3 separate regions of the Mus musculus genome follow, and all the other regions are linked to region 1. A link is a loop called in an ENCODE intact Hi-C map of the cell type or tissue named here. Cell type or tissue: gastrocnemius. All regions are shown on one strand. Links, peaks and the distances in the headings refer to the core of each region. The heading gives the core; the rest is flanking DNA.

What was found. A loop is a pair of places that touch in the nucleus more often than their neighbours do. Peaks named below come from ENCODE experiments on the same cell type or tissue, not always from the same donor. Only the 100,000 strongest peaks of a DNase experiment are listed, where the experiment ranks them.
Region 2: a loop joins it to region 1, with 2.3 times the contacts of the local background. A loop is called at or near these places in 9 of 42 quality-filtered maps.
Region 3: it touches region 1 in a loop (4-fold over the local background); 3 of 42 quality-filtered maps call a loop at or near these places.

Annotation. Positions count from the first base shown.
Region 1 is chr12:72,760,786-72,771,664 of GRCm38, reverse strand. It overlaps Ppm1a (protein phosphatase 1A, magnesium dependent, alpha isoform), which reads right to left and starts at 10,454. Exons shown (of 6, transcript NM_008910.3): 1 at 10,034-10,454. In gastrocnemius, for the core only: a CTCF peak has its summit at 6,623 (motif pointing left); a DNase peak (open chromatin) is centred at 1,994; H3K4me3 peaks cover 1,820 bases; H3K27ac peaks cover 2,173 bases.
Region 2 is chr12:72,830,473-72,841,351 of GRCm38, reverse strand. Gm40441 (a long non-coding RNA gene) reads left to right here. Exons shown (of 3, transcript XR_872820.2): 3 at 5,343-5,417. Among named protein-coding and RNA genes, the nearest start is that of Gm40441, 8.5 kb to the left of the region's middle. In gastrocnemius, for the core only: CTCF peaks have their summits at 5,666 (motif pointing left) and 6,379 (motif pointing left); DNase peaks (open chromatin) are centred at 6,387, 8,623 and 9,346; H3K4me3 peaks cover 987 bases; H3K27ac peaks cover 841 bases.
Region 3 is chr12:73,956,980-73,967,858 of GRCm38, reverse strand. Snapc1 (small nuclear RNA activating complex, polypeptide 1) reads right to left here and starts at 3,362. Exons shown (of 10, transcript NM_178392.5): 1 at 3,113-3,362. The coding sequence starts at 3,297. It also overlaps the pseudogene S100a11-ps. In gastrocnemius, for the core only: no CTCF peak of the experiment used is centred there; a DNase peak (open chromatin) is centred at 3,400; H3K4me3 peaks cover 1,621 bases; H3K27ac peaks cover 1,249 bases.

The DNA.
Region 1 (10,879 bases), core at 1,703-9,702:
TTCAATGCAACACAAATAAATAGGAAAACATTGAGCTGGGCATGGCAGTATGCATATGAAGTGGGGAAGATGAGTAGGGCGGCGGCACCTTCTGAGGAGTTGTTTAGAGCAGCCTGGGCAGCCTAATAGATCCCCACCCCAGGAAAACATCAAACTAGAGAGCTATAGATGTGGTCATTAAAAATTCTTCTCATGGGCTGCAGAGATGGCTCACAGGTTGAGCACTGACTGCTCTTCCAGAGGTCCAGAGTTCCATTCCCAGCAACCACATGGCGGCTCACAACCATCTGCAATGAGATTTGGTGCCCTCTTCTGGTATGCAGGCATATATGCAGGCAGAACACTGCCTACATAATACAACTCTGAAAAAAAATTTTTTTATGAAAAGCCAAGAATAAGGCAATTCAGACATGACAAGGACTAACTATGGGAGCGGGAGCCCCTTCTGACACAGTATGGAAGCTGTAGTACAAGAGCTACTTTCCTATTGCCCACAGCCAGTGCAGGGCCAGCAGTCCTTTAACTGGATACATGCTGAATGACCCACAGCACAGGAATCATGTTTGCAGACACATCACAGAGCTGTCTCACATAGGCTAAGCTGTGGACTGACCATGGAAAGGCTGCTAGCACTTGGAAGACATCCATGCCTTCTGTACCTCAGTGGGAAGGCTCTAATATATTCCAAGCCAGGGCAGGGCACTCCTCTCCCTCCCCCCTCTCCACTCCCCAATTCTGGGGGCTGCAAAGATGCTTTTCTAAAGCCTGGCAAGTTCTGACATTTTTGCACAGAAAACAAGAACAAGACAAAATACATAGTTATGGTTTCCTTATTTTTCGCTTCTGAATTCTGTTAACAATGGAAGGCAAACCATATCCTATAGATGTAATAACAACTCTGATGAAAGTTTCTACCAGTCATACTACAGAAAGCAGCACCAAGAATTCAAAGCTGGTAATCAATTATGTTAGTCTTTGAAACAGAACATATACTTCATACATTCACTAAAATAATTAAAATATACATAGCAAGGGTAAAAATGATTTCCCCCATCTCTGCTGGAGATGACAGATAAATGCAAAGTACCAGTCTAAATTTAAACTGAAGTGCACATGACCTATACTTTCTCATAGTCTGACATATTTCTGGCTCACATTTAATTTATTGTCATGTGATCAGAAACCAAAAGAGAATGAAACAATTAAATAGGCACACACTGAGAAACTATTTCCAGTAAGTGAAGCAAGGCCCCAGTTTCCAAGGACTTTCTTTTGTACCATAGCCCCAGAATTGTGTGTGTGTGTGTGCGCGCGCGCACACACACACACACACACACACACACACACATATATATATATATATATATATATATATATATATATATATATATAACTCTGCCTGGTGAAAAGTTCTAAAGGAAACGTAAGTAGATATGTTTTTCACATGCTTTATACACTGCCATTAGATTCCAACTCACTACAAGAGTCACACTCTGGATACAATAGAACTGAAGTCATGCCCTTTGTATACAAAGACTAAAATGTCACTACCACCACTAGACTGTCAGCAACAGCAACAGAAGTACAATCAGTAGAGCTAGCCCTGGTGGAGAAACCCCAAGGGCACAGGAGAGCTGACTTCACCACTTATCTGCATGGGTGTGGCGGTGATGCCCTCCCCCCAAATGCTCCTCACAATGATTTGAGAGAGCTGACCCTGCACCTCGCTTGGGCAACACAGTAGAGCGGACACTTATGAAGATGTAGATGAGCCCAGGGTATGAGCATGGGAGAGCTGTCCCACCTCACAGGCTGCAACACTTGGAAGAGTGGGCCTTGGAAGAGTGCACCTCATGCCTTGACTAGGCAGCACAGTGGAGCTAGCTCTGCCTCCTGCTGACTATAGTATTAGGTGGCCTAGCTAGAGTAGTACTGGAGAGCTCACCCTGTTTGGTGTGGATAAGGGACAGCAGGTGTGCCAATCAGCTCAGCTGCCACCTAGGCCCAGATCCAGGGCTCTGAGTCGACCCATCCCAACATCTTATCATCTGTGAATGGTTGGGATGCGTGTAAGGGCCAGTTCTGCTTCCTAAAGCTGCAGGACCTCATGACATAGGGCAGCAAAGAATGATCTGGAGGAGTCTAGGTGAGGATACACCATGGATGGTGTTACAGAAGCCAGAGATCTAAGTCAGACCAAACACTCACTGTGACGAACATGTTGCACATTGGGGGACACACTGTGACATACTACAAGCTCCACAATGACATATTCTCTATGCTTTGTGTGTGTGTTTTAATTTTGGGTGAAGGTTGCAAAGATGAAAGGCAGACATGAGGAGACAGGGAGATGAACTCCCTGGCGTGTATGATATGATGAATCAATAGAGAGTTTGAAAAAAAAAAAAAAAGAAAAAGAAAAAGAAAAAGAAAGGCATTGATTTGCATTTAGAATTACTTTCAAAAGTCCCAGAACATGCATTTGGATTTACCAGCTGTAAATCTGTCTCAATTTTCTCATTTGTTAGGATATAACTAATAATGCTATCTAACTGATAGGAATGTTGCAAAGTTTTGAAGACAATTTAAATATCTTCAGGTACTAGTACCTGTTATATAAAATGCTTGTTGTTACAGTCCTCGTCAAGGTCAGGAAAGAAAGAGGCACATGAAGATCCAATTCATGGCTCTGACCTCACTAGCATTATAGTCCAAGAATTTAAGTAACTAGTTACAAGAAATTATCCACTTAAAATCTAGTAACAGAATATTAACTTATTTTCTAAATACTAGAAATAGCTTAAGTATTTTGGGATCAGCTATAAAGTCTACCTTAGAGGTGTATATGAACAGACTAGGTAGATATTAGCAATCTGGTTCAGATTAAATTTGTTGGTAGCTCTTCTTTAATTAATGCACTGTCAAATTCCTGTGACTACATAATTCCCCTATGATTACAAGAATAACTATGAAATAATAATATTTGCAATGTCAGCTACTCTGAAAAGAAATGTGATTATAAATATCCTATTAACCCTCAAAGCCAAAAGATAAGAAGTAAGAGTGGAGCCCACAACCAGCCAACCTAAGCTCCACACCAAGGGAACACTCTTGCTCCATTTCAGATGTGTATAACCTCACACTTACACAAATGTCCGCTATCCCACAGCAGTTAATGCCCACTGCCAGGTACAGTGTGCTTATCCTTACCAAATACCTTCGTGTCCACTATCCATAAGCACTGTGGTAGGCCTCAGGAAGTAGTTGTTGTACTTCCTCTTTCAGAATTAAGCATAATTAGCATACATGCCTAGAAGTAAAATACATGATTTCAAATCATAAAAATGCAGGTATGCCACTGAAAATGAGCTTTGATTTAAAGGGAGGGAACTATGGCCAATTCCAGGGTGCAGGATGGGAGAGTTCCATGTAGAGCACTGGAACTGCTCTCTGTAGATAGAGGTAGTAAGCCTTCAACAACCCAGAACAAGCACGAAACGTAATATCCATTACAAAGGCAAGTTTGTAAAAACAGTAGAATAATGTGGTTTCTTTATTCTTCTTTTCTAACCATGAAATTTAGCTCTACGAAATACCAGGTCAACTCTTCCCTACTTACTGGCCCGTCTCACCTTTGCTCTATTACTGCTCTTCTTTATCACCAAGTTTACCACCTACTATTGCTTAATCACCAACTCCAAACCGAGGCGTGACCCTTCCAACTCCAGAAAGCCAAGTAAATGCTCATACTTAATCTTTGTCTTGATTGACTTTCATTCTGTGCATATGCAAACTTTATATACCAAGTCTTTACCTGTTCTCAATTTTTTACTCACTATTGGTCAGTATTTCCCCCAAGTAGTTTTTTTTTAATTTTATCTTATGTATATGAATACACTGTAGCTGTCTTCAGACACACCAGAAAAGGGCATTGGTTCCCATTACAGATGGTTGTGACCCACTATGTGATTGCTGGGAATTGAACTCAGGACCTTTGGAAGAGCTGTCAGTGCTTTTAATCTCTGAGCCATCTCTCCAGCATACCCCAAACCCCCAAGTATCTTAAGATCCCATAAACTTAGTAACAATAGCTACCATTTATTTGGTACTTTCCTTTTGATGGAAAATGTCAAGTGGCCCACCCCTCTTTTTGAGACAAGGTCTTGCTAAGTATGTAGCCTTGGCAGGCCTTGAGCTCCCTATATAGACCAGGTTGGCATGAAACTCAAGAGATCACATCACATGCTGTGTGGGCCACCATGCCCAATACATGTCTTGATATAATTTTTCTACCAAATCTTTAAGACACTCACATAAGAGACATTTCCATGTGACAGGTAAGGAAAACTGAGAAATCAAGTAAATTAGCCAAGACTACCTCCTGTATGTAGGAAAGCGGGGGCTGAGCTCTAGCTTTTGAGGGATAGTTGTGTTATACTTCTTTATGGATCCTCCTCTGAGGCTGCATTGGTCTCATCTACTCAGGTCCTCAGGTTCTACACTAAGGCCCTCAACCATTTATGAATATAAGCTCTACACCTCAATCTCAAAGGTGGTGAGCCAAGGCAAATTTTTTTGATTTAACTTCTAAAGCCCTAGAAATGGGGGGAAAAGCATCATCATAATCCTTTCTGAAGGGATTCTTGTATATCCCTTCAATACACAAGGAAAACCTTGTATACTGTATGGATGCATCACCTGTCAGTTAAAAAAACCTATGACCTTATAGCTTAGGCAGGCAGGTGGGACATCTGGGAGACAGAAAGAATTCTGGGATAGATCCAGGTGCTTGAGATTGACCTGAGAAGCTGTGAAGAGATGGAAGGCATGGTACCTGAGCACAGGTAAGCAGCCACATAACAGAAGGTAGATTAAATAAATGGGTATTTTAGTTATGATCTAGCCTGAGTAGAACCTAGCTATATGGCCAAGATACCTGTAAATATATTTTGAGTCTGGGTCTTATTTTTAGGAGCATGGGGCTGGGAGGCAGAACCTCTACAGATTCTTGCAGATGAAGACAACTGTGTACACTTACAGGCATGCATTTCGACGGCAGAACGCTACATTTCAGAAACCCTAACAGTGAGCTTTTAAAATTCTGGTTCCAGGAACAAGGCTCTTTTAATTGAAACAATCCACTCAGGACCTTTTAAAGACTATTTTTAAATCTATTGACATGATTCTGCAATGTCATTTAGGTTCACTAAGCCCATATATAGCTATCCAATGGCTGCTAACAAGGGATTTGTGTATGATTCCACATGTCTCTCATTTAAAATAGTGTAGCTGCTGTACGTAACCTATCTCACCCACTGCACACTTCAAATCACCTTTAGATCACTTTAATATCAAATATAATAGAAATACTGTGTAAATTAAACTATATGGTTTAGAGAATAAATACAAGAAAGTCTATAAATGTTTAGAAACATAGGCAATTTTTAAAAAGTTTAACTCTAGGTTGATTGAAGCGAGAGGTGGAAAACTAATTGTCAGAGAAAGGATCATCACCTATTTCAGAAGGCTGTTGTGAAAAAATGAAAGCTTTACACAAATACAGAGTCAATAAAGGATAGGGGCCTTTTGTCTTTTTCGAGACAAGGTTTCTCTGTGTAGCCTTGTCTGTCCTGGAACTCTGTAGATGAGGATGGCCTTGAACTAACAGAGATCTGCCTGTAAAGGAATGCACCACCATTGCGGTGTACGTAATAATTTATTACTTCCCTTTTTTATCCTGAAGATAAATAAAATAATGTGTCATGATTTTCAAATTATTACCTGCCACAAAAACTAATGAATTTTAATTCAGATCCTAAATATTAATAACAAATACACTTAAATCAATGGGTTGCAAATAAAAAAATTAATGATTATGAAAACTGGAGTTCCTTCCTTATCACTCACTCAGTGCTTAAAATATTGATATTGGGCTGGAGAGTTGGCTTAGGGGTTAAGAGCGCTTCTGCTCTTCTGAAGGTCCTGAGTTCAAATCCCAGCAACCACATGGCGGCTCACAACCATCCGTAACAAGATCTGGCGCTCTCCTCTGGAGTGTCTGAAGACAGCTACAGTATACAATAAATTATACAGTGTATAATAAATAAATCTTAAAATAAAAAACAAAGTGAAACCTTAAAAAAAATATTGATATTAAGAACACAGTATCTACAGTCCAATTTACCTTTTTATTTTGTATGTATGTATGTATGTATGTATGTATCTATGTATTTGCCTACATGTGTGTCTACATACCACAGCTTGTGTTTTATATGTATGTATGTATTTGCCTACATGTGTGCCTATATTACCACAGCTTGCGGAGATCAGAAGGCATCAGATTTCCTGGAACTAGAACTGATGGTTATGAGCCATAATATGCTGGAAATCAAATCTCAGTTCTTTACTGAAAAAAAAAAAGAAAAAGAAAAAAGAAAAAAAAAAAACAACAAATGTTCGTAGCCAGGTTTTTCAACATATATAAATTTGCACTTCTTAGTTTCTTGTAACATTTGTCAAGTCATGAGCTGGAGAGAGAGTTCAGCAGTTAACTGCTCGCTCTTGTGGGTCAAGAGTTCAATTCCCAGCAACCACAGCCATCTGTAATGGGATCTGATGCCCTCTTCTGGTGTGTCTGAGGACAGCTACAGTATGCTTGTATACATAAAAAAAATGTTTATGTAAAGGTAGATAGAGCTTATCACACTCAATACTTTCTCTGGCTCTTCTTGCCTTGGTAGTATTCAGACAGGCAATATAAAGATTACAATCATTATATATATTTTTTTATTCATTCATTCATTCATTCATTCATTCTGTAAACACATAATGAAGCAAAAAGGTGTTACTTATAGCTGAGTGTGGTGGCATGTGCCTTCGATCCCAGTACTGGGAGACAAGCATCAAGACAAGATGGATCTCTGTGAGCTTAAGGCCAGCCTGTCTACATAGCGAATCCTAAGCCAGCCAAGGCTATGTAGTAAGACCCTGTCCCAAAAAATAAATAGAGCTGGGCATGGTGGCGCACACCTTTAATCCCAGCACTCAGGAGGCAGAGGCAGGTGGTTTTCTGAGTTTGAGGCCAGCCTGGTCTACAAAGTGAGTTCCAGGCTACACAGAGAAACCCTGTCTCGAAAAAACTCAAAATAAATAAATAGATAAATGAATAATTTTAGATGTCATATAATATGCAGAACATGAAACATTAGAAAGCATGAAGAAAGAAAAAATAAAGAATATAGTCAGCCTTTCTTTATACATTAATCCAAGCTTCTTAAATGAGAATGGTTTATAACATGCCAAAAAATACATACATTCTTGCTAAAAACAACAAAGTAACCCATGAGGCCACTGAATTGATAAGTATTTGTGTTACCTGAAGACAGGGCAAGCATGACAACAATACAGGAAATCTAACAGCCGCACATTTGTGCTTCTGCTCTCCTGAGGGCCATCCTGCATATGTCACAGGGCCAAGGCTTAGTTTAACTGTGTCAACTCCCCTTGAGCCCGGTTTTTTTTTTTTTAAACTGTCTTTTAATTTGATTAAAGATGAAAAGCACTCACGGGTACTACTCAGACAATAGATGATTGTTTGAAAGGAACATCAAATATATATCAGAATTATTTTTGTATCAGTATAGACTAAGAACAGCAATACATTCTACTGGCCATAAAGTAAACAGCCAAGGTGAGGTTTGAAAAAATTAGAAAGATGCAGACATTTAGTAAGCACTTAGCAATATTTACAAGGCAACAAAAGAGGATGCTATACATTTTGGTAGGGGGGTGGGGAAGATGACAACTAGATATTAGGTGAATTTCCAAACAAAAGTTTAAGTTAAGACAAGATCAACAACACTTGGCTTGAACCAAAATACACAGACACACGGACACATAGACACAAAGAAGCTCACAATGTATTCTTATAATGCTCATCATATCCAACCACTGAGGACCCCAGCTTCTTCAAACATGCTGTCTCAGGTGCATGCTGTCCCCAAAGATGTCCCAGGACATCTTCTAGGCTTCCCAATGGCAAGAGAAAGAAAGATCAGTGAAGGCCACTACAGGAAGGTTCCCTAAAGCCGGGCCACAAACTCAATAGAACAGAGCCCAGAAAGAAAAACAACTTCAAAATGGTAAAACATCTAAGTAGCAGGTCTATCAGGTATGTAGTTGTTAAAGGTATGTTCAACAGTCACAGAATGGCAAAAGAATAATAATAAATATACATGTGATGATGTAATCTACCCCTTGGCATTACTGATTCCAAAGCTCAAAGGGTCAAATGCCTTGTCCCTGGGCACAGATATTTTCGAGCACATTTCTGGCAGAGCACCATTCCTTACAACAGGTTATACTATAATTATGGCTGGTCACTACAGCCCTTCATACTGAAATGTAGTCATTCATTCCATGTGAAAAATAGGGACACAAACCCTGCAAGAAGCAACTTGATGCTTCCAGTGGCCAATTTTACTATTTTTCAAACATGTATTACAACTAATATAAAACATTATCCATCTTAATATTTGATACCACCAACATAATTACTCCCCAGATGTAAAAGTGTTTAGTATTAATACAAATGTTTGAAGAAACTTGCACATATAGTTCATTATAATTTCAAGGTATTACTGCTGTAAGCTTCTAGGTTAAAAGCAGTCATCCCAACATAGCTGACTGTTCAATCAGGTATATACAAGACAAGTGAGGAGAACTTGGTCTTGCACCATTCAAGAGGCCCCGAGCTAAATCTATCCCCAGCAATGCAAAACAAACAAACACACACACACACAAAAATGCAGCCCAGAACTGTAGCACTGGGAAGATGATCTGCTTTGTGCTTCAAATTATTAAACAGTCAAGCAGACATTAAGGCAATAAAGGCGGTATTGAAGATAAGTATGTGGGTGTGTGCTCACTATCTTTCTGGTCCTTAGTTTCCTCATCTGTAACTACAGAAATAATCTTTGGCAAAGGCCCAGAATACAGAAAAGGTTAAAGGGAGGTGAGAACCAAGCACTATGTAGTGAGCCCTCAGAAACCCTAAAATCCTAAGGCCCAGAAAACAATCATTTAAGTTCTATGATTCTTCAGCAGGCTTCTCCTCCATCCAGTAGTAGTCATGTTTGAAATCTGAAAGCCAGGGTTTAAAAAGATTGTTTTTGTTTTTTTCTCTGAACCGTGGAAAACTACTCATTTTCGTAACGTCAAAATCATTTATTCTTCTCAAACAATGCCAATCTCCTTATACTCTAACCGCGCGGTTAAAAATATACCAGGAGCATTATTCCAACTATCAGGAAACTTGGGGTGGGGGCGGCATCGTAGATTGCTTAGACTCTGACCTTTGTGGATTTCTAAGTATCGTGTAGTGTTTGAGAAAAGAGAAAAACACTTTGGATGATGAAATTTGCAAAAGATCTAAAACTCCAGTTGGCAGAAGGCTCTCCACAGCCAGCTGTCTTTCAAGAAGGGGATCCGAGTGTGTTTACAACCTACAAGCAGAAGGGAGCCAAGCCTAAACTAAACTCTAACATAAAGAACTTTCCTCCAATATATCAGGCCAAAATGATGCAAAACCTGTAGTTTACTTCAATGGGTTTGCTCCAAGCCGGAATAATGAATGAAATGGAGGCATCACTACTGAGTTGGGGGCCTCACTTTCAACCCAGCGGGTGAGTCTCCAAATCCAGTGAACTCACGGGCTGATCTGCTTCAAGGGGAGACCCCGCTGCAGGCTCCCCGAAAGTTCCGCGGCCGCCAGTGTCCGCCCCGCCCGGCCGAGGGTCGCGCCCCCTCCCAGCCGCCGCACACACCCCGCCTCCGCCCCCGCCGCGTGTTAACCCCTCGCCACCCGGCGCGGGCTCGGGGAGGAGGCCGCCCAGGGGGTGGAGTTGTCGCGTCTCCTCCCGGGATCGCCCGGGCAGACGCCCGGCTTGTTTACAGGCCCCAGGCCTGGCCGCCGCCGCACAGGCCCTCCGCCCGCCCGCCCTCGCCCTCTTCCTCGCCCTCGCGCCGCGCTTACCCGGAGCAGCCGCGGGCGGGCGGGTCCCTCGGTCGGCCGGGGCGGCGGTGGCGACGGCGGCCGGGCACGGGGTCCCGCGACGGCGGCCGGGCCCGGGCGGAGGAGGGGAGGAGCCGGGCTGGGTCCGGGCCCCCGGCTCTCGGAGCCCTCGCGGCTCAGATCATCCGGGCGTCGGAGCGGGAGGCAGAGAGCGGGGCCCGCGGGAGGCGGAGGAGGCGCCGAGGACTCATCGCTTTCCGCCCCACCTGCCTGGGCCCCCCTCCCCCCGCCCCAGCCACCCGATCCCGAGCTGCGGACCCGGCCGGCGCGGAGACCACGGCGTTCTAGCTCCTGCGCGCGCTCCCGCCCCTAGCGCCGCCACCGCCGCCGCCTCTAGCGCGGCCCCGCGCACGCGCGCTCTCGACACCGCTGCCCCTCGCCCGGCCCCGCCCCGCCCCGCGCCGCCGTTTCCCCCACCCCCGGCCCTGCAGCTGCGGCGCGGCCCATGGGCTGGAGAGACCCGGATGTGGGAGGGCCGGAACTGCGGCTTGGGCGGGGGAGGGGCGGCGGTGACGTCACTGCCCTGCGCTGCTCCTCAGGTCGCTGCCGCGGGCCGATCCCTAGGGAGCGTGGACGTCCTGGGTGCGAGCCAGGCGCGCGGCCTTCGCGCTAGGGCGCAGAGGGCCTCTCCAAACCCGGCTGTCGTCGTCGTCCGCACCCGACTCTTACACCTGCCTACGGACGCCGGTCTCCAGGTGCAGTCTCGGTTAGCGCCCGGCACAGGGGACTCAGCCTGCCCCTTCGACCCCACGAGGCGCACACGAGTGCCGCGGCCATACCGCAGACGTGCGTGTGCAAACCGTTCAC
Region 2 (10,879 bases), core at 2,005-10,004, 69 kb before region 1:
TGGCTTCTTGGGGTACCTTTATACACCCATACAGTGCCTCTGTTAAAATTTTCTTTTGATTAGTAACTTACCAAATATAAGGGTTATCGCTTTTTCATAATTCTTCATTTTGTAACTCATACTTTTTAATACACCCCTTTTACATGGGTAGGGTGCTGCGGAGAGTGCACTTTTTAATAGCAACTGTGGCTTTCTTTCTTTTTAAGATTTATTTATTATATATGAGTACACTGTAGCTATCTTCAGACACACCAGAAGAGTGCATCGGATCTCATTACAGATGGTTGTGAGCCACCATGTGGTTGCTGGGATTTGAACTCAGGACCTTCAGAAGAGCAGTCAGTGCTCTTATCCACTGAGTCATCTCTCCAGCCCCAACTGTGGCTTTCTTTTTCTTCATTTTATTTTACTTATTTTAAAAACTGGGTCTCACTATGTAGCTCTAACTGTCCTGGCTCTCACTGTGTAGACCAGGTTGGTCTTGAACTCAGAGCTTTGCTGCCTCTGCCCCACCACACCTAACTGGAACTGTATATATCTAAAAGGCTGAAGTTAGAAGAGGGACACAGAGGTGGCTCCACACTTAAGACATGGGTTTGGTTCCCAGCACCCACGCTGGGTGGCTAACAAGGGTGTAACTCCAGTTCCAGGGGACCCAATGCCCTCTTCTGGCCTCTGTGAGCATTGCATGCATGGCCAGTGAACACCCAGGATCCCCTTGTCTTTGGCCCTAGTTCTAGGCTATAGACCTAGCTCCTTACACAGTTGCTGGGGACCCTGACTCCATTCTCATGCTCTAGTTGATGATTTTACCTGCTGAGTCATCTCTCCAACCCCTGAGCTTTCACTTTCAACTGTTCACCAAATAGGAAAACATCCCCAAATCTACATCTAAATGAAAATTCTGAGGGAATTATAAACTTAAAGGTGAGCGGTGATGCTTTTAGAGGGTGGATGTCTTATGATGGGGACTGTTGCTTGAAGCAACAGGCTGTAGAGGAGAAGTCTAACAATGAGAAGAATATATTATCTCAAAATAACAGAATGAAAAGGAAAATTTGTGATAATGTGTTACTCCTTCCAAGTTGGCAAAAACTCCTTAAGTCTGTCCAAACCAGGTTTTGGCAAGAACACGATGGAACAAGCCAAACCCCAGAGCAGTAGATGGAAAGAAATAATGAAGGCCAGGGTGAAAATTAATAAAATGGAGATAAAACAAAAACCAATGAGAGCCAATCAAGGGGAAAAAATTGGCTCTTTGAAGAAAAACAAACAAACAAAAAGTAAAATTTACAAACATTTAACCAAAAGAGAAGACCCAAATTTTAAAATTAAAGCTGTTTAGCAGATTCTAGTAAAATCCAGAGGGTAGTTAGGGAATATTTTGAAAGCTGGAGAATCTGGAAGAAACATATACATTTCCAGATACCTCTGACCTACCAAAGTTAAACCAAAAGGCATTAGCAACTTAAAAAGACTCATAGTGTGTTGGTTTGAATAGGTCTGACCCCCCATAGACTCATGTGTTTGAATGCTTGGCCCTTGAGAGCGTTTCTGTCTACATTCATCGGGGAAATTTATCTATAGTTTTCTTTTTTATGTTATGTCTTACGTGGATTTGGTATCAGAGTAATGCTGGCTTTGTAGAGTAAGTTTAGCATTGTGTTTCTATTTTGTGGAACATTCTGAAGAGTGTTGGTATCCTAACTTAAAGGTTTGGTAGCATTCAGCTGGAGCCACCGTGACAGGCTTTCCTATGTAGGATGTTTCAGTCTCCTTGTTTGCACTGAGTTTGAGTTTGGGTTTTATTGCTGTGAAGAGACACCTTGACCACAGCAACTCTTATCAAGAAAAACATTTAATTGGGGCTGGCTTACACTTTCAGAGGTTTAGTTCATTATTATCATGGCAAGAACCATGGCAGCATGCAGGCAGACATGGTGCTGGAGAAGGAACTGAGAGTTCTACAATCTTGATCCACAGGAAGTGACAAGCGACTGTCTGCCACCTTGGGTATCGCTTGAGCATAGGAGATCTCAAAGCCCAGCTCCCACAGTGACACACTTCCTCCAACAAGGCCACACTTCCTAATAGTGCCTAATACATACCAATAAGAAACTTCTATCAAAATTATCAGTTTAATTTCATCCCACAATTTAAAACAGTGTGTGTGTGTGTATGTGTGTATGTGTGTGTGTGTGTGTGTGTGTGTGTGTGTGTACTCAGTTTTCTCCTTTGTCTTTTATGTACATTCCATAAACTTGGGTCATAGGCTTGTGTAGCAAATACCTTTACTGCTGAGCCATCCGTAAGTTCTTCTGATATGTAAACTTGTGTTGGCATCACATTCACCATTGGAATGGCTCAGAAGAGCGGCAAGGCTTTCCTCTGATGGACCACAGACGGTAACATTGTGTGCAGAGAGTGTCAACTACAGCTTCCTTCTGGATGAGCACAGCCTGAGACGGCTGCTCCCTGTAGGGACTCCCTGCTGAGATTAGTTGATGCTTCTTCTCATAGGACTGCATGTAACAAGTGTGTGGAGCTTCCAGGCTATTGGTGGGTCTCCATCTGAGCACACAGGTCATCTCAGCTCTTCTGTATGTGCGTCTGTCCTTCCTCCATCCCTCTCACCCCAGTCAGATCAATCCCAATGTCATGCAGGTCATGACACTTTACCCCGCTTCTCTAAGCTGGTGACTCCCCACCCCCTAGCAGTTCTTAAGGGGAGAAGGGTTTTTCACTTGGTTTATACGTCACTAAACATAGAGAGTGAATTGAATTATTTATTATGGTGAAACCCACTTATAAATAATCATAACATATTCTATACCTCTCTGGACAGCTGAAAACTGTTAGTAATTCCTCCCGAGGTAGGACATCTGACATTAATGGTGTTTGTCATGTGTTTGGAGAGAACAGCTTGACAGAGCCACAATGTGATGTGCAGCCCAGTATACCCCAGGAAAACTGGAAAATCCCCAACTCAAAATCCTAAGCTTACAGAGAGATGTTGTTTTGGGTGGTTGGTTTGTCTGTTTTAAATCTGGATGGCAGGGTATCGAGCACTGCAACATCGTGTTACATTGTCAGAAGACTGGACACACCTGTTTGAAGACAGAAACAAGCGGCCCTGTCAAAAGGCTTTGCTACTGTTTGTTACTCCAGTCTAAACAACAAGCTCACTTTCTGAGAAAATATATTGTGATTCCTGATCAGCCGGTCAGCCCCAACAGCAAATGTTTACTGAGAGCCTATTACGTGTCTATCATGTCATATCCTTGTGCTATACGTGTAAAACTTTAACGCATCCAATTATGGCAGCCCATGAAGTAGCTATTAGCCTCACCTCAATATTACAGGTGAAACAAACAAACAAACAAACAAACAAAAACAAAAAACCCTGAGGTTTATGTGAGGGAACTGTCCAATGTCACAAGTGAGTGAGGAGCTCAGTTAGAAACTCACCAACTGCTCCACATAGAAGTGATGGCGCTGTCACATGCTGGCTTGGCTTGCTGCACACTGTCACCCTGGGTGATGATGGATATGTGTGAAGGCAGAGCAGCTTGGGCTCAGCCCATCCTGTCCCTTCCTAGAGACAGTGGGGGGATATCTGCTCCCTTCTCTGCTCTCTGCTGGACACTACAGCTCTGTGCCTTTTACAAAGCTGCTAATGTCTTCCTCAATGACTCTATATACTTTATATTGGGAGACAGGAGCCTTCCCTCTTAGTTCAAGTTGCCATCCCAGGCCTTTGTAAGTGCACCATGCTGTAGGTGTCATCGGAGGCTGCATCAGCACACCGTGACTCAGTAGCTGACGTCTCATCTGTCTGGGGGACACACTTATCAATTGCATTGGTGGATGCAAAACAGCTCAGAGCTGTTGTGCCACTGTGTTAGTCAGAAAGGGCTTGGGTCAACAGGAAATACCCTGCTGGTGTGGCTTTTTCTGCCTGTCTCTATGACACAGAGTATCTGGGAAGTAGAACTAAGCCATAGTCACTCCCCCAGTGTGGGGTCTGGCCGGCAAATTGTCCAGATTTTGCTGGACATCAGCACGTGCTGTTCCATTTTGTTTGGTTGGTTTGGTTTGGTTTTCATAGAGTTGCCACCCTTATGGGATTCTATCTTCCAAAGGAACAAACCACTGATCAAAGACATGCCCTAAAGTACTACAGGGAAAGTTAGAGAGTTTATGAGACAAGAAGCTATCACATGGGGTTCAGGAAGATTCCTCGGTGGAAAGCTATGAGATCTGAAAGAAGAATAGGGTGCATTCAGAGTGGGGCTGAGCCAGTGACTCAGTGGCTCAGTGGCTCAGTGGCTCAGTGGCTCAGTGGTATGGAACTTGCCTAGAAAACGTGAGGCCCCAGGTTCAATTCCTGGTAACACACACACACACACACACACACACACACACACACACACACCTAGAAGGACTCAAGCAGGGTGAATGGCCGGAGGAAGAGGAGTGGGAATTTTCATAGGAAAGGCTGAGGGTGAGCGTGGAGAGGTTCCTAGAGCTCTCTATGTTTACTGATCCACATAAGGGCAGAGAAATTTCCTGTGCAAAAGGTGTTATCCTGCCCACCTGGAGTTTGGAAGCAGCCAGCCAGGAAGTAGCCAGCCATAAATAAGACCAAATTGTAGGGAGTACTGTGGAAGCTCCCAGATGACCCCCTCACACCTGAGCAAGGTGGGATCTACACAGATCACCTCACTGGCACGGTTAGATAGAACTAGAGTGGAAGCTGAAGTGAAATCCTCTGTACTGGTCTACCACAAGTTAAAGACAGCTTTAAAAATACTTGACAGTATGAATAGCTGTGTGGGGTTTGGGGTTTGGGGGTTTTTGTTTGTTTTCAAGTCAGCATGCAAACAAAGCAATGGGTCATCTCCACCAGTGCCCCATTCTTCTTCCATATCACACATATTTTATTGCCCTCTTCTTCCATCTCCTTTCCCGCCCTTCTTTGTAGAGGTCTGCCTTCTAGTTTTATGACCTATAGTCACATCCATCCTACACACAAACAGTAAGACCTAGAGTCCATAGGGGAGAGAGCAGCCAGTGCCTGCTTTTCCAGTCAGTCTTCCTGGAAGGCAACTACAACCAGGAAGACTTGGGAGCAGGGCAACATAGGACAGGGTCTGTTTTCCTTCAGGTATGTGCTAAGAGAGAAACATGGAGTGCTCTGTTGTCATAGGAAATTCTCTTAAATATTTTTGGGTCAAAACTAAACATTTGGATTGTTTCATGGTTTGAAATATATATTTTGGACCTAATAAGACTATCCTATGGCAATGTCATATTAAAAGCTGTCTAATCTTTCAATGCAGGAGTCAGTTCCGTTTTTTTCTCTGTCGTCTTCCCAAGTCCCCCAGGGAATCGAACTCAGATCAACAGGCTTGGAAGAAAGTACCTCGTTCTACTTGAGCCATCTGATGGCTCAGTGGTTGCTAAGTACTTTGAAATACCTTCACATTGGATGGTCTTTCTGTCTTATTAGTATGTAATTTTCAAATCAGAAACTGAAGCAAAGTGCTGACTCTTCACAAAGGTCTATGTGTGGAAATGGCTTTCAAACTCAGATCCCCTGACTTCAAGCCCCACCCTGCGACAGTTGAGTCTCAAGATGCCAGGGAGCTATGCTGCCCCCTACTGGGAAAATAAGCCATTGGCCCTCATTCAAAGCACCCTTTGACTGCCACAGCCTGTCTGTACTTTCTCCAGGAGTTGAGTGTAAGACAATCAAAGTCTACATGAACAGAGGTGACAAGAAAGAGCACCGAAGGAAGCGAAGCAGAACGTAATGTAGCCAGAAGATAGCCACGCCCCGTGTCAGTGAGCCTGCGGACAATTGGACATTGTGTCCAACTCCCACAGCTATGGGAGTGTGAGGCTTGCAGTGTGGCGATCTGACCTAGGTGACTCAGGAATGAATGCTGTCATTCACACATACAGAAGAGCTGGCTGGGATCACTCTGAGGGAGGGCACCCGCCATGCAAGCCAGCATGTTTACTTGTACAGCACCAGGAGGAAGTATGGGAGGTCCATGCAGAGGAGCAGGTTCAGGCTAACACAGGAAGAGGAAGCTGTGCTCTACATTGTCTATGCACCGGTCTTTTTCCAAACGTCAATGGTTCAGTCCCACACTCCTACTTGGACCAAGAGAAGGCTTTGCCATTCCTAAGGCTCTGAGACATCGGGTCCTTGATGTGGCCACGCTTGTGTTGGTAATACACTTTCACTCAAGGCTTCCTCGGCCTCCCACAGTTGGGCAGCTCCTGAGATGGTTCTGCCTCTCTACACCATCTTGGAACTTTCCATAAGTCCCCAGTATCTGGCATCTGGAGTGACCAGGGAGCTATGCTGCCCCCTACTGGGGAAACAAGCCATCGGCACTCATCCAAAGCACCTTTCGACTGCCCCAGAAGTTCTAACATGGGCAGTGCCAATCTGGTGTGGGTCTTAGGCGAGTACTCACTGCCTTTTTCCTTCCTGGGTCTCCGTAGTAAGTGAGGCAGTTGTGGTTCCTGAATGAGGGAATGTTATATAGAGGCCAGACAGAGGAGAGGGATTGACAAAGACCGGAGAAGAGGAGAAACTGGCTCACCAGGGGCAAGCAACAGCGCCCATTCTGCCGAAGCCATTGGAAGCCCTCCTGAGAAACAGTAGATAATTACTTTGTTCCTTTTTTTCTCCAAAAGTATATTAATAAGTCCGCTATAAAATTTGAGGGCCTGGGGTCAGTAGCATGGCTCATGCTCCACAAGCCTGTGGCCTGAGCTGGATCCCTGGGGTCCACATAAAGGCAGGAAAACAGTCTCTCCACAGGTTGCTCTCTCATTCCCATACAGACACACACACACACACACACACACACACACACACACACACACTCACACACTCACACACACACACTCACACACTTACCCCACAACAACAACAACAACAACAACAACACACACGCACACATCAATATTTTTTAAAACGTTGATATTCTGCTCAGTGGGTTTCTTGGAGATAGAGCGTTATGGATGCCATAGGGTGGGCAACAAGCTTCCTTAATGATTTATATGGAGTGCTTCACGTAGATCTTTCGATCCTGGGATTTTCTACAGGAGTAATAACTAAAGGGCACCTGGCATGCTTTTGATGCCCATGACCTTGGAAGGTCAAAGCCATGACCGCATTAAAAACAGGTGCCTTGTGACCCAGAAAGTGTTCTGCTGCCAAAATGCACTGTGACTTTTTTCTGAATCCTAGAAAGGTATATGTCTTATGTCTTTTTTCCTTGTGCCCATGTGCCTGTCTGCTGGTGGACGCTATTGAAATGTTTGACAGGGGGGTTTGAAGGACTTTTCTGTAGAGTCCTACAGAAAGTCCAGCAGTTGCCTTTTCTGGTCTGCCTATATCCTGTAGGAATCTCCGACTTAAACTTTATTCTTTACCATGTATGTTAATTTTACTGTATCTGACTGCTATAATGTCAACTCTACATTTTTTTCAATAATTTACTTTTTCAAAATGTGTTTGAGTCTGGCATGGTGGCACACACATATAACTCCACCATTTGGGAAATAGAGGCAGGAAGATCAAGCATTCAAGGCAATCACCAGCTATACAGGAAGCTCAAGGCTAGCCTGTGCTACAAGAGTCTCTGTCTCTGAAAAAAAAAGTACATAAATAAAAATTTAAAACATGTTTGTATCCTGTTATTTTTATCAACACTAGTTTGATAAACTATATTTTGCACACACTTAAAAATATGCTTAACTATTTAAATATTTGAAGTTCACCTGTATACTCCTGAGTAACTGCAGGCATAACTTTAACAATGGTAAAAAGGATTTTTAAAAGTCAGTGTTTTTTATGCATAACAAAGATTAAAGAAATATATAAATATATGATTCTAAAGTATATATTTATACCATATTATAAAGCATACAGGCTCATGACAGAGTTGACTCAAGTATTATTTTACGTCACAGGCCTTTAATCTCAGTACTGAGGAGATAGAGACAGCCAGGACTCTGTGAGTTTGAGGCTAGCCTGGTCTACAAAGTGATTTTCAGTACAGCCAGAGCTACTTAGTGAGACACTGTCTGGACAAAAAAAAAAAAAAAAAAAAGAAAGAAAAAAAAAAAAAAGCAAACAACGGTTTGGCTTGTGAGAGTGTGCTTATTCATTGTGGCTCTCTTTCCCAAGCACCCTTCAACAAGTACCTGGTGAAATACTTAGCCAGGGTGCCTCAGTGAACTGCTTGCTGTCAAGCCCAAAGCAAGGGAATCCGATGTGCAGAATTTTATTCTATGAGAATCAGTGGACAGGTTTCTCAGATCCCATGGCAAAGACAAGGAAGTCATTTCAATATGTCATTGGGAGTCAAAGATGGTAAGGAGGTAGCGAGGACTTAATGGGGAGGGGGCGTGTTACAGGTGGCAGGATGCATAGACTGTGGTGCTCATCATTCTTCAGATGACGAGGAGCTGAGAGGAGACTCTTGCCCGCCCTCAGTCATGCCGCCAGCAGGGAGTGCTCCGTGAAGAGCGTGTCACACACCTAGAACCTTCGCACAGATGGCAGCAATCTCTGTTCCTCTCTTTGGACAGCTCCCATCATTTGCAAGATAGCAGTGTGGCACCTTGATGCCTGTCCTATGTCTCTGATGCTCTTTGCAGCTCGATAATGACAGCAACGTATTGTTAGATCCGGCTCAGAGCCTTCAATTTTCTTTTGGCTCACCTGCCAAGCCAAACCCGACAGCCTGTCAGCCAAGAGGCTGCCCAGTATTATTTACTTGTATGATATTTCAACATTCCTGTTATGTAAAATAAATGTTAAAATGTATAGCTCTGAAAGTAACTCCCGTTATACTTTGTAAAATTTCACTATCTGCAAGAATCTCAGAATCCTAGAAAAAATAAGCCTTGGAACAGTTACCGATTCTTGATCTGTGTCTCGAAAAATTCCGGAAATGGTAGGAAATTCATTCATTTCACACAGCACCAGCACACAGGCCAGGTGAGGCTTCCTCCCGAGTGGCCATGAACTGGGCACTTAACCACCACGCCCTCCTGTAGTGGATACCTATTTGCCAAGGGGTATCACCTGTCCCCAGGAGCCCACGGCCACATCCGACCAGATCGGGGCGCAGGTGCAGCGAGGCGGTGACCTTGGAGAGACCGCGCCCTTCCTTTCTTGGCCCTGGCGATCTCCGGAGCCAGCCACCGCTGCCCTGAGCCCCGCAGGCGACACCCACGCCCGGCAGCCCCGCGCCGCGCCGCCGTCCAGGAGGATTTGTCAGCGCGCCCTATATAGCTGCAGACAGCTGCCATCTGTTATGTTTAGTAACACCACCCCGCGCCCCCTCCTCTGTGAACAAGCCGGCCTTGGCCATTCCGCCAAGAAGACAGTTTTAAAGGACGCTCAGTTGCAAGCAGGCTTCCCGCAGCGTGCTTTCTCTCTCGGCCTCCTGGGTGCTCCCGGTGCGGGGCTGAGCCCGGGCCTACAGGCAGGTGCTTACAGGAGCAGACACAAAGCTCCTCCCTTCCCTCCGTGGGTTCACTGGAGAGAAAAATCTGTGATGTGTGCACCATTTTAATGCATCGCATTTCAGTTCTGCAAATGCGAAGTGTAAATTGGGCTACAGTACGATGGTGAATCAGACCGGCCGTCATGATTAATTTATCACCGTGCTCCAGATATATCAGCTAAAATAATGTGAATTTAAAGCATCGCTTCCTCCTGCCTTTGTGCTTGCTGGCAAACGCGCGAAGGGCAGATCACTAGAGGAAAAAAAAATAATAAAATAAAATAAAATAAAATAAATTCACTCTCTTCTTGTAGCTTGGCAGAGCATGGACACAACTGAACACTTGAAAGCAGGCTCCTTCCACCGCTTAAAGCTGAATTTGTTAACTCAGGGTTTGTTTTGATTTTAATTAGTATGTGCCATGTCTCTCTTCTTCAGCCACACACCCTGAACTTCTGATTAACATTAATGTGAAGAAGTAAGCATTTTCCCTAATCAGGGAACCTCTGGGGTTTTTTGTTTTTGTTTTTGTTTGTTTGGTTGTTTGGTTTTTTCGAGACAGGGTTTCTCTGTATACCTGGCTGTCCTGGAACTCACTTTGTAGACCAGGCTGGCCTCGAACTCAGAAATCCACCTGCCTCTGCCCCCCAAGTGCTGGGATTAAAGGTGTGCGCCACCACACCCGGCTAGAACCGCTCGTTTTAAACTGCCTGATATCTGACATCACCCAGGACCTTGCTACTCAGGGCGACCCATGGAGACACTGCACAAGCATCGATTCTGAGACCTCAGGAAATGTGGCCTCTCAGACCTATATAGCTCAGACACAGCAAATGGAACAGAGGCTCATTCTAGACACCCTGCAGCCCCTGTGTTTTTAAATTTTGTTTCGATTTTAGAGAGAGGGTCTCAGTCTATAACATAGACTGGCCTCCTGGAACTCAGTAGGTAGCTCAAGCTGACCTTGAACCCAAGGTATTGCTCCCACCTCAGCCTTCCAAGCACAGGGATTGCAGGTATGAGCCACCACTCCTGAGTGAGACAGTTTAAAGTTTGAGAGGAATTCTTCTAGGTGTCAAAGCCACAGACCTCCAGCCAGGCCCCTCGGAGTGCTGTGAAAGCAATCCAGGTCATTTTTGGGTGGGACAGTCAATCTCTAAAGCCTGAGGCTCAGATGACTTTTATGTTCATGACATCACCCGAGTCTATTGAATCAACTGAACTGTCTCACAGTACAGAAGAGGCTTATCTGTTCAGTCACCCACGAGTTACAGATGCAAGAAAGCTTATTAATCGCAGTGTCTGCTTGCATAACAGCGCATCTAGTGCTCCAATTA
Region 3 (10,879 bases), core at 1-8,000, 1.2 Mb before region 1:
TTCTGTAAACAGCCCCTAGGAACTAGACGGAGAACCCACACCCGACCCTCTTGTGACTCAAGCAAAAAGAACTTATTTTCTACTGTCCTCGACACCACACACTGTCAGGTAACCATGACACTGCCACCAAAACACCAGCCTTGCTGCCAAACTGATGACTATAGAAAAAGCTTCAAACTCATATTGAGTATTTAAAACATTCAATATTGAAATAACCATGCTCTTACAGGCTCAACACTCTGTGTATTTTAATCTATACTATACATTTCCCCAGTAGTCTCCAGGATTTTCATCATTTTCTGTCCATGGGAACCTTAAGTGAAAGTCAGAGAGAGCTAACACTACCTAACCCATCTTCCCGTTCATCAGAGCACAAAAGGAAGTCTGAGCGATGAAACAGTGAAAGCGACTTTGAGCATACCATCCGAGTGTTCTGTGACAGGCCTTAAATTGGCAGATTAAAAATGTTCTCCGTTTTTTAAAGCCAGACACAACAGCACACTCCAGAGACCCTAGCAATTGGAAAATAGAGAGAGAAAGGTCAAAAGGTTGTCCTTGGCTACATACTGAGATCAAGGCCAGCCTGGGCTACAAGAGATCCAGTCTCAAAACAAAACAGGAACTTGGGGGTGGTGGCCCAGACTGTAATCCCAGCACTCTGGAGACAAGAGGTACAGACTGTCACAAAGTCAACCTTCAAATACAACCTTAGCTAAAATGCCTCAAAATACATCATATAATTATAAATATGCTGTGGTTTTCATATTAATAACAGCAAAACAAAATGGTAAACACCTAAGCACCTTAGTTAATATAATTTATTACATCTCATTACAAATGGAAGAGGAAACAATAAAAATAATAAGTACAGTAAAAGAACACAAAAGACCTATGGTAGGTAGTGTGGAGACCAAAATGACTCCTAAAGAAAATCCAACTGGGCTGCAGTGGCATACGCCTTTAATCCCAGCTCTCAGCAGGCAGAGGCAGGGGAAACTCTGTGAGTTTGAGACCAGCCTAGAATACTCAGTTCTAGGACACTCTGGGCTTCACAGAAAGACCCTATCAGGAAAAAGGGAGGGGGGGGGGTAAGGAGGGAAAGTTACCCCAACCTCTTTAGTACAGTGAAAGACTTTAAAAACAGAAAAGACAAGACAACAGGCTGTGCAAGGTGATGGCACCTTTAATCCATCTCCATGGTACTTTCCAGGCCAGCCAGGACTGTATAGTAAAACCCTGTCTCAAATAAATAAATAAATAAATAAATAAATAAATAAATAAATAAATTTAAACTAAGTTTTAAAAGGAAACAGGAAGACATAATAGATTTAGATTCTTTTTAAAGATGGGGTCTCTATCTTCCAGCCCAAGCTGACCTCAAACTTGCAATTCTCCTGCCTCTTGATCGCTCTAATTAATAAGCCTCTGATACCACACTTGATAAAATTAACTTCCTCTAAGTGTCAATTTTCTTTCTTTTTATTTTTTTTGTTTTTGTTTTTTTCAAGACAAGGTTTCTGTATAGCCCTGGCTGTCCTGGAACTCACTCTGTAGACCAGGCTGGCCTCGAACTCAGAAATCCGCCTGCCTCTGCCTCCCAAGTGCTGGGATTAAAGGGGTGCGTCACCACGCCCGGCTATAAGCTTCAATTTTCTAATCTCTAAAACATGGAACACTTATACCAGCTTTTCAGAGCTCTAAGTTAAGTATATTAGATAATGAATCCATTACAGTTAGCTACATAAAATATCAGTTGTACAATAAATAATTTTTGTTGTTATTTGGGGTTTTGAGACAGTGTCTCCTGCAGAATTCTCTTTGTAGCTAGGATGGCCTTGTACTCCTGGCCTTGATTCTCCCCACATTCTGGGCATTCTCCCCACATTCTGGGCATTCTCCCCACATTCTGGGCTTAGAGGAGTGCTGCCCCAGAGCAGGTTAATTTCATCACCTGTAGTAATTTACACCTTAATTTGTAATAACTGACAATCTACATAATAGTCTAAATCAATAATATAAAAAGTTCTATTTTATTCAACAAAAGATCTATTAAGATTCCATTCAATCATTTACCCTTTTCAAGAATTTATATGGTATGGTAATTAATACAAACACCGTATTCAAACGTGGGCAAGGTGGTGAATGCCTGACCTTAGAAGGAAGAGTCAGGCAGATCTCAAGGCCAGTCTGGTATAACGGCAAGTTTCAGGCCAGCCAAAGCTACACACAATGAGGGCAAGTCTCAAAAACAAGTAAGGAATACCACATTAATCACATGGCTGTTCTCACTAAGTTCAGTCTAAGGGAGAAATCAAAGAGTAGTAATAACTCTGAACATTAATTTCACACGTCGAACCAGCTAATATATTGATTCATTTAATTCCCACACTATCATGATCTAGTTTACAGACAAAAAGGGTTGTCTCAGATCTGGGGGAGGGGGACTGGAGAGCTGTATTCAAATCCTGATGCCCAAGACCCATCATCTCCACTCTTCACCGTTATCCAAGACTGCGTCTCTAATTATGAAATATACTCTAGACGGTGAGATAAGCCCTTCGTGCTGGGGGTAGACAGAACTCGAGCCTCTCACTTAGTCCCGAAGGCCAAAAGAATTCCCTAAAGAACTGTCATTTGGGTTCAAAAATGACTGACGAAGTGGACAAGCAAAAGGAGATGGAAAATTCCCAGGCTAGGAAACGCCAGTGGAGTACCAAAAGCAACTCGAGCCAAGAGAGTGAGTGCAAGGTGTGGGCACTGGAGATGAGGCTGGGGACAGAGGTAAAGGCAGCTACTGGCTTGAATCTAGGCTTTATCCAACTAAAGGCGATACACAGAGATTCAAACCTGCACTTGCAACGTCAGTTGTTGCATGCTAAATGAATTCGTTCGTAGAGGACCCTGTGTCGGTGGGAATACTTTGTTTCTAACCGCGGATTCATTCGGCAATCAAGATTGGAGGAGGTTTGGCCTCGGATGGAGGCGGTGGAGATGCAGAGGGCCGAGCCAGCAGAGTGCAAGGGCGACCCACGGAAACCGCCAAGGCGGAGGTCGGGGATGCAGGCTGCGTTCCCCACAGGAGAGACAGGGTAGGAGGACGAGGCACACCCACCAGAAGATGGTCGCGAACTTCATGCTGCGCCAGAGCTCCGTGAAGTCCTCGAAGCGCACGCTGTCCATCTCTTGGAAGCGGCTGAGCAGCGTCTCGTAGTCAGTCTGCAGGCCCGGAGGGATCCCCACGCCTTCAACAGTTCCAGCGCCCGTGGGACGGGTCCCGGCGCCCGCAGGAGTCCCCATGCTCACTCTCTCCCGGACCCGGCTTCCCCAATGCCCAGAAGGCCCTGTAGCACCGCCCCAGTCACGTCACATCACGTACGCGCACTCCGTGACGTACTATCCGGGACCTCAAGCCCCGCCTTCATCCGGGTCTTACCTGGCGCCTGTGGCGCTTCTTGCGCGTGCGTAAATGCAAGGTGATTTTAGTCTAGGAAGCCGAACTTGGTGTGATACACGCCTTTAATTTCAGTGCTTGAGAGGCAGAGACAGGAGGATTTCTGTGATTTACAAGCCTGTCCGGTGTATGCAGCGAGTTTCAGGTCTACATAGAGAGACCCTCTAAATAAATAAATAAATAAGACCTTCAAATTAGATAAGTAGGTAGATAAAACAATAGTAGTGCCTGCTAACTATTAATCAATAGGACATGAAGACTCGATTTCTCTCTCTCTCTCTCTCTCTCTCTCTCTCTCTCTCTCTCTCTCTCTCTCTCTCTCTCTCTCCCTCCCTCCCTCCCTCCCTCCCTCCCTCCCTCTCTCTCTCTCTCTCTTTCTTTCTTTCTTCTTTTTTTTTTTTTTTCCGAGAAAGGGTTTTCTGTATATCCCTGGCTGTCCTGAAACTCATTCTGTAGATCAGGCTGGCCTAAAACTCAGAAATCCGCCTGCCTCTGCCTCAACTAACAGCCCCCAAAAGGATTTGAGGTCTTCATTGCCTCCTGACTTATGTAAACTACACTTAGCCTGCCAGTCTTCTTTAAAGTGACTCTACAGTAGCAACCACCCTAACCTCCCTCCACGTGGGAAGATGATCTAAAGAGAACTTGTTAGGGAAGGAACTCCCGTGGTTCTTCCTCATTGCCAAGATCCCCTACAGTCTATGCTTACTTGAGTGATTAATTTGTGGCTCTCCAAGTAATATGCAACCACTCTGGGCAGCAGTTGCTGTTTCCTACCGTTGTTGCCTCTGACAATCTAGCACACTGTCTGATATACTGTTTGGCTAAAGTAGCTCTCTAGAAATCCCACTTTTTAGCTTCTCCCAGGGGCTTGTTACGGGTTAGCATTCTGTATTTGAACTGTATTTCTGTTTTGAAGGCACACTAATCTTTAGAAAAGGTATTCTGGGATGTGCTTGTATGGATGCATTTATTTTATTGTTTGTAATGGTTTGTTTGTGTGTGTGTGTGTGTGTGTTTTCATGAACACACCTCCTGGCCCATGTGGAGGCCAGAAGTTGATGTCCAGTGTGTATACATATATTTTAGTTGTAGTGGGTTTTTTGGTTTGTTTTGGGTTTTTTTTTGTTTTTTTGAGACAGGGTTTCTCTGTATAGCCTTGGCTGTCCTGGAACTCACTTTGTAGACCAGGCTGGCCTCGAACTCAGAAATCCGCCTTCCTCTGCCTCCCAAGTGCAGAATTAAAGGCGTTTGCCACCACGCCCAGCTATAGTTGATTTTTAATTTTATGAAAATAGAATTGCAATCTACAACTCATATTCTTCAAAATATTTTTAAACATTCAAGATGTATCTGTGCTGCTATTTGCAGCCATAGTTCCTATTTTCACTGTTGAATTAACACTAATACTTTGTTGAATTAATACACAATTTGCCCACAGTTCCCTCTTGGAGTTTATATAAATTCCAGATTTTGCTATCATAAACAAAGCCACTACAATCACATCTCCACCTACTTTGTAAGGACAAAATACAGAAGACTTAATCAAATTTGAATTTTCATATCAACTTTAAAGCTTACTTCCTGTGACAAAAATCCTTAAGACAATTTACTTTAAAAAAAAGAAAAGAAAATGTTAGCTGGGTATGGTGGTGGTGCACACCTTTAATCCCAGCACTCAGGAGGCAGAGACAGGTGGATCTCTGTGAGTTCAAGGCCAACCTGGTCTACAATCTGAGTCCAGGACAGCCAGGGCTGGTTACATTGAGAAACCTTAGAGAGAGAGAGAGAGAGAGAGAGAGAGAGAGAGAGAGAGTTTATTTGGACTTCAGTTGATTGTTAGTTAACCCTATTGCCTTGGGAGGAACGCAAATGATGGAGCTCTTAGGGGTATGTGTGTGTTTGTGTGTGTGTGTGTGTGTGTGTGTGTGTGTGTGTGTGTGTGTGTGTGTTGGGGTTCAAGAATCACCTCCCAAACCATACAAACACTGATCTTAAGTAAGAATAGTTTATTGAACAGACATCTTCATACTGAATGTTTGGGACAACAAAAAGGACTCAGAAGCTTAACTGTAGTATTAGACTGCTCTCAGGATAGACTTTTTATAGGAAAAATCAGCTTCAGACATTTAAAGGGCAAGGAGGCGAGCAGTTGGCTTCCTAGGCAAAGCTCTTTGGTCCTGAGTACAGTAAGCAGGGTGGTGAACAGGGAAACTTCAGAGCATTGAGATAACAGAGCATGCATGTTATACTCTTAACTTTGGGTTTATTAGTAGCATTCTTCAGTGTCAGCCACAAAAACCACCACGAGCTCATACATAGGTGCAGGAAGGACTGCCAACTGCTCAGCTCTGACTCAAGATATTTTAGACATAACAGTTCAGATTGACCTTTGATTTGATGGGTCCTACATAAAGTTTTGTAGAATTTCTTAAGATTAGCAAGCCTCATACAGAACAAAACAGGGTATGTGGTCAGGATGTCGTTGCTTTAAGCCCAGTCACTTCTATGTGTCAATGATTGGCAGGCATGTTATAGCAACACTATGAAATAGCTGGCAGGCATGGAACAAAATGGCTACAGCTATTCTGGGGGTGAGTGTTAGATCATAACTTCTTGTTGTTGTTTTGGCATTATTTTTAGGGGTGTGTGGTGGCCATGGCATGTACGTGGATACTAAAGCACACTTTCAGGCAGTCACTTCTCGCCTTCTGTACAGGGATCCTGGGATTTCTAACTCAAATCTCAGTTTTCCCCCTGCAAGAGTTTCACTGACTAAATTGTCTTACTGACCCAGTTTTTCTTTTTCTCTTTTTTCTTTTCTCTTTTTAAAAATGGCATTGTTTTATTTTTGCCAGCAGGCGTGGGATACATGTTGCTGTAGGTGTGCTGTGCTCAGTGCAGGTGTGGATGGGGTCGGGGGAGGTGATGACTTGGTGGTTGGAAGGGACCAGAGAGGATTAGATTCGCTTCTGGGAAGTTCTGAGGAAAGAATCATGGCATGCTGTAGCTAAGCCACCAATGAGATTGAGAAAGTCTTGGAAATCTAGCTGCCCATCACAGTTGAGGTCCAGCTTCTTCATCATGCGGTCAAGGACACCGGGGTCCTTCTGGTTCTTTGTGAAGGCGGCCAGCTCCGTGTTCATGAAGGAAAGGAATTCAGTTTTGGAGAGTTGAGAGCCGTTTCCATCCTTCCCGCTGTACTTTTGGAGGACAGCAATCAGGGACTCAATGCATCTCTCCATCTCTGTAGGCATTTTTGCCAAGTTGGGGAGCGAGGTCCAGCTGCGACTGTGGCTGACGGTGACTTGAACAGGAGTGGCCAGTTTTTCTTTTTCTAATTAGTATTACGTATTTATTCATTCGTACATTCATCCACATATCCATTTCAAGAGAGATCCTTACCTGGAACCTCCTAGATAGCTCGTGCTAGCTTAGAACTTGAGATTTTCCTGCCTTGGCCTCCCTGGTCCTGGGATTGTATGTGTTCACTACTGTGCAGGGCAAATTTTAGCTTTAATTGGCAATAATTCTCCCTATTCTGGATTATATAACCCAGAATTATTTTGATATTTTTAAATACTGTGGAAAGATCAAATTGGGCTAACTAATGTACCACCACCATCTCCTTACTTAAAAATAATTTTCTTGATTTATTTTTTGCATCATATATATATATATATATATATATATATATATATATATATATATATATATATAAAACATATATACAATTTGGATTACCCCTCCCCTATCCCTCCTCTCCTCCTGCCTCCATTCCCACTTAAACCCTCCCATTCTCCCTTGCAGTTTCCTATCACAGTGGCTGTTTATCATTTACTCCTTTGAAACTCATTATCTCAGGCATTTTGTTTCAGTAGTAAGCTTAACAACACAAGGAGGTTCTAGTAAGAGCCTACATTGCCTGCATCATATCGTGATGAAAATCAGTCCGTGTGTGTGTGTGTGTGTGTGTGTGTAGCTCCAGCTGGCTTGAAACTTGCTCTTTAGGTCAAGCTGGCCTCAAATTCACAGAGGGTACCTGCCTCGGTCTGCCTCCCTAATGCTGATATTAAAAGCATGCACCACCGTGCCTAGCTCTTCATATATTTCTTTTGTTGCTGAAATTACTTCCCTGTAGGAAATATAAACAAAATTTACCTCAACCTGAAATTCCAATGACAAATTGAGGCATGATTCTACCAAAGTTTACACTGGGGACCAATGTATAAATAAATCAATGACTTTATTGGGCTTCCTTTAATAGTTAAGAGGTTACTTACAGAGGTGTGGGCCTACTCACAAAGGTCATAGCTGAAAAAGGTCATCGCCTTTAGCCAGCAGAAACAAGCCCCCACCATTCCCTAGTATTCCCCAGGCTATATACTCTAGCCCCTCCAGAGGCCTTGTTCAAGGAGAGCAAAGTTGTATACCATAAGTGGGCATAACTGAACTCCCCAAGATAGAGTTTGCTTGGTTCAAAGGACAGTCATGCTGTAACAGGCCCCCAGACCTTAGCATAACTGACAACATAATGGAAAAACCATTCAGGCCTTGGAACCCAGCACCACCTGCCAAAAGAAGAACAAAGGCCTAATCCAGCGAAGACCATAGCTCTGTGAAAGTCTCTAAATGCACTAACCTTGTCTTCTGCAGCTCTGCTTCTGGCTAACTGTGCTTGCTAACTGAGGTGTGTTCACCCAGGATGTGGGTTTGATTGCTTGTTTGTTTGTTGGAATTAAAAGCTTACCCTGTAAAAGGCCCAGTGTAGTTGCCAACCTGCTAATAAAGACTTTCTATTGGCTTGAGTCTGTGTCTTTGTTCTAAATCTCTCATTTCACTTTTTTTTTTTTTTTTTTTTTTTTTTTTTTTTTTTTTTTGAGACAGAGTTTCTCTCTATAGCCCTGGCTGTCCTGGAGCTCACTTTGTAGACCAGGCTGGCCTCGAACTCAGAAATCCACCTGCCTCTGCCTCCCGAGTGCTGGGATTAAAGGCATGTACCATCACACCGGCTTCATTTCACTTCTTCATCAGCCTTTCATCACCATTACAAACTACTTGACATAATTTATTACCAATCAGTTGGCTTGAGTCTTTTTGCTGTAGTTGGACAGAAGTTATGAGCAGGATTTGACACTCCAGACCCCTGAGTACCAGAGGTTGATGGATTGATACAACAGCTTCAGAAAGCTTGTTACTTCGGCTCATGAACACTAAGTTTGGGGACTGAGAGTTAGCTCAGTGGTTACTTATGGCCTCAGAAGCTGGAGACTTACAGTTCCAAGTACTCAGGAAGATGTTTCCTGCTTTGGGCCTTTGTTACCTGAGTCTGGCACACCATTGCTGGCATACTTCCATCTCTCTACAGCCACCCACATTAGCAGCACTTAGTGTCAGCTAAGCCTTTAGTCCCTGTGTCTTAGGAGTTGACACTCTTGGCCTCTAACAGTGGCTGCTGTTATAATTCTCAGTCCTGGCCACTGGAGCCAGTAGTAGCCCCTTGCAGATCTTTGAATGCTGGGTCCTCTGTTCTTACGACTTAGAAGGAATCTGGAACTCTCTCAGAGCATACCATCTTCCACTTTTGGTCTTCAAGACCTTCCACCTTCTGTAGTCTTGGCCAGCTTCTCTTGCCTTCTCTCCTTCCATGGTCCTTCACCATTTTGGGTGCCTCTGCTCACCACAGTTTCTTCCCTAGGGTTGTTCTCTGGGTCCCTTCAGTCCCCTTCTTCTTTTTTTTTTTAAAGGTTTATTTTTAATATGTGTATGCATATGCATGAGGAGGCCAGGAGAGCGCATCAGACCCCCTGGAGCTGAAGTTATTGTGAGCATCCTAATGTGGGTTCTGGAAATTCAACCTAGATCCTCTGGAAGAACAACCAGTTCTCTTTTTTTTAAAGATTTATTTATTTATTATATGTAAGTACACTGTAACTGTCCTCAGACACTCCAGAAGAGGGAGTCAGATCTCATTACGGATGGTTGTGAGCCACCATGTGGTTGCTGGGATTTGAACTCCAGACCTTCGGAAGAGCAGTCGGGTGCTCTTACCCGCCCCCTTCTTGATGCTTTTGCTGTTATCACTGTAGCCTGTCATCACAGTGAGCCTCAGGTTGCAATTCTTAGGAGCAACACAAAGGAGCAGACCTCCTCATTGAATCAAACAGTAGAGAGGGAGAAAGAAGGGGAGAAAGGGAAGGGAGAAGGGAGACGGGGGAGGGAGAGGGAAGACAAGAGAGAGGGAGAAGGAGCTGGAGAGGGAGAGGAGAAAGGGGAGGGGAGGAGGAGGGAGAGGGCTCTGCAGGAAAGGGTATATACCATTAAGCCTGCATTTAATCCACAGCACCTAGTTGGAAGAAGGAATGAACTGACTCTTGAAAGTTGTTCTCTGGCCTCCAAATAGCTACTGTGGCATGTGCATATTTGCATATACACAAAATAAATAAATGTGATTTAAAAAAATTAAAGCCAAGCGAGCAGCCTAGCGATAGAGCCAGAAGGGCGTGGGCAGAATGTAAAAGAGCAGGATTCTAATTAGCATCAATAGCAGCAAAGCATCCAGTTCCATCAATCAAAACCTTGTTTAAACATCAATCATGAGGTTTACATAAGAGCCAGTGAGATAGTTCAGTGAGTAAAAGCACCTGCTGCTAGAACTGATGGCCCAAGCTCAATTCCTGGGACCCACAAGATGAAAGAAAACAAAACAACAACAACAACAAAATCTTATAAGTTGTCTTCTGACTTCTGCATATACAGCCTGGTGCATGGACATGCATGGACACATGCATACACACATGCATGCATGCATGCACATACTCTCGGGCATGTGCAGAAAGACAGAAACAGAGACAGCAAGAGAAAGAGAGGCAGATAAATAAATGAATAAAAGGAAATAAAATATAATAAAAGCCTTACATAAAAAAACACACACAAGCCTCACACTGTACCAATCATGGCTTTCTCTTGGTGTGCAGAGGCAAATTCTTTCCCTTCTAGTCTAAGAGAGAATAATCCAAGCTAACCAGACCTGTAGGGTTCCCTAAGGCTCGCCTCGGCCTGGTGAAGTCTTCCAAAGCAGATGCAAGCTGTCCCGAACAGTCAAGGCTGAGCTGGAAGCCATGGCCCCAGCAGCCAGGGCTGTAGAGATGCCCAAGACTGGAGTGTGGATTCGGGAAGATGTCTGTGAAGGTTCCAGTGGGCACAGCAGCCAAGCAACAAGGGGAATGACTCAGGTGAGTTTCCACGCAAGACAAGCATGAGACATTTATCAAAGAGTCGCATAGATTGCACCCCAAACAGCTTAGCTTATTTGGAGAAAAAGTAAAAATTAAAAGGTGCCTAAGATAATAAAGACTTATCACTAACAGAGTTTTTCAATTTTTTTCATTTTGTTTGTTATTTTGTTGTTTGTTTGTTTGTTTGTTT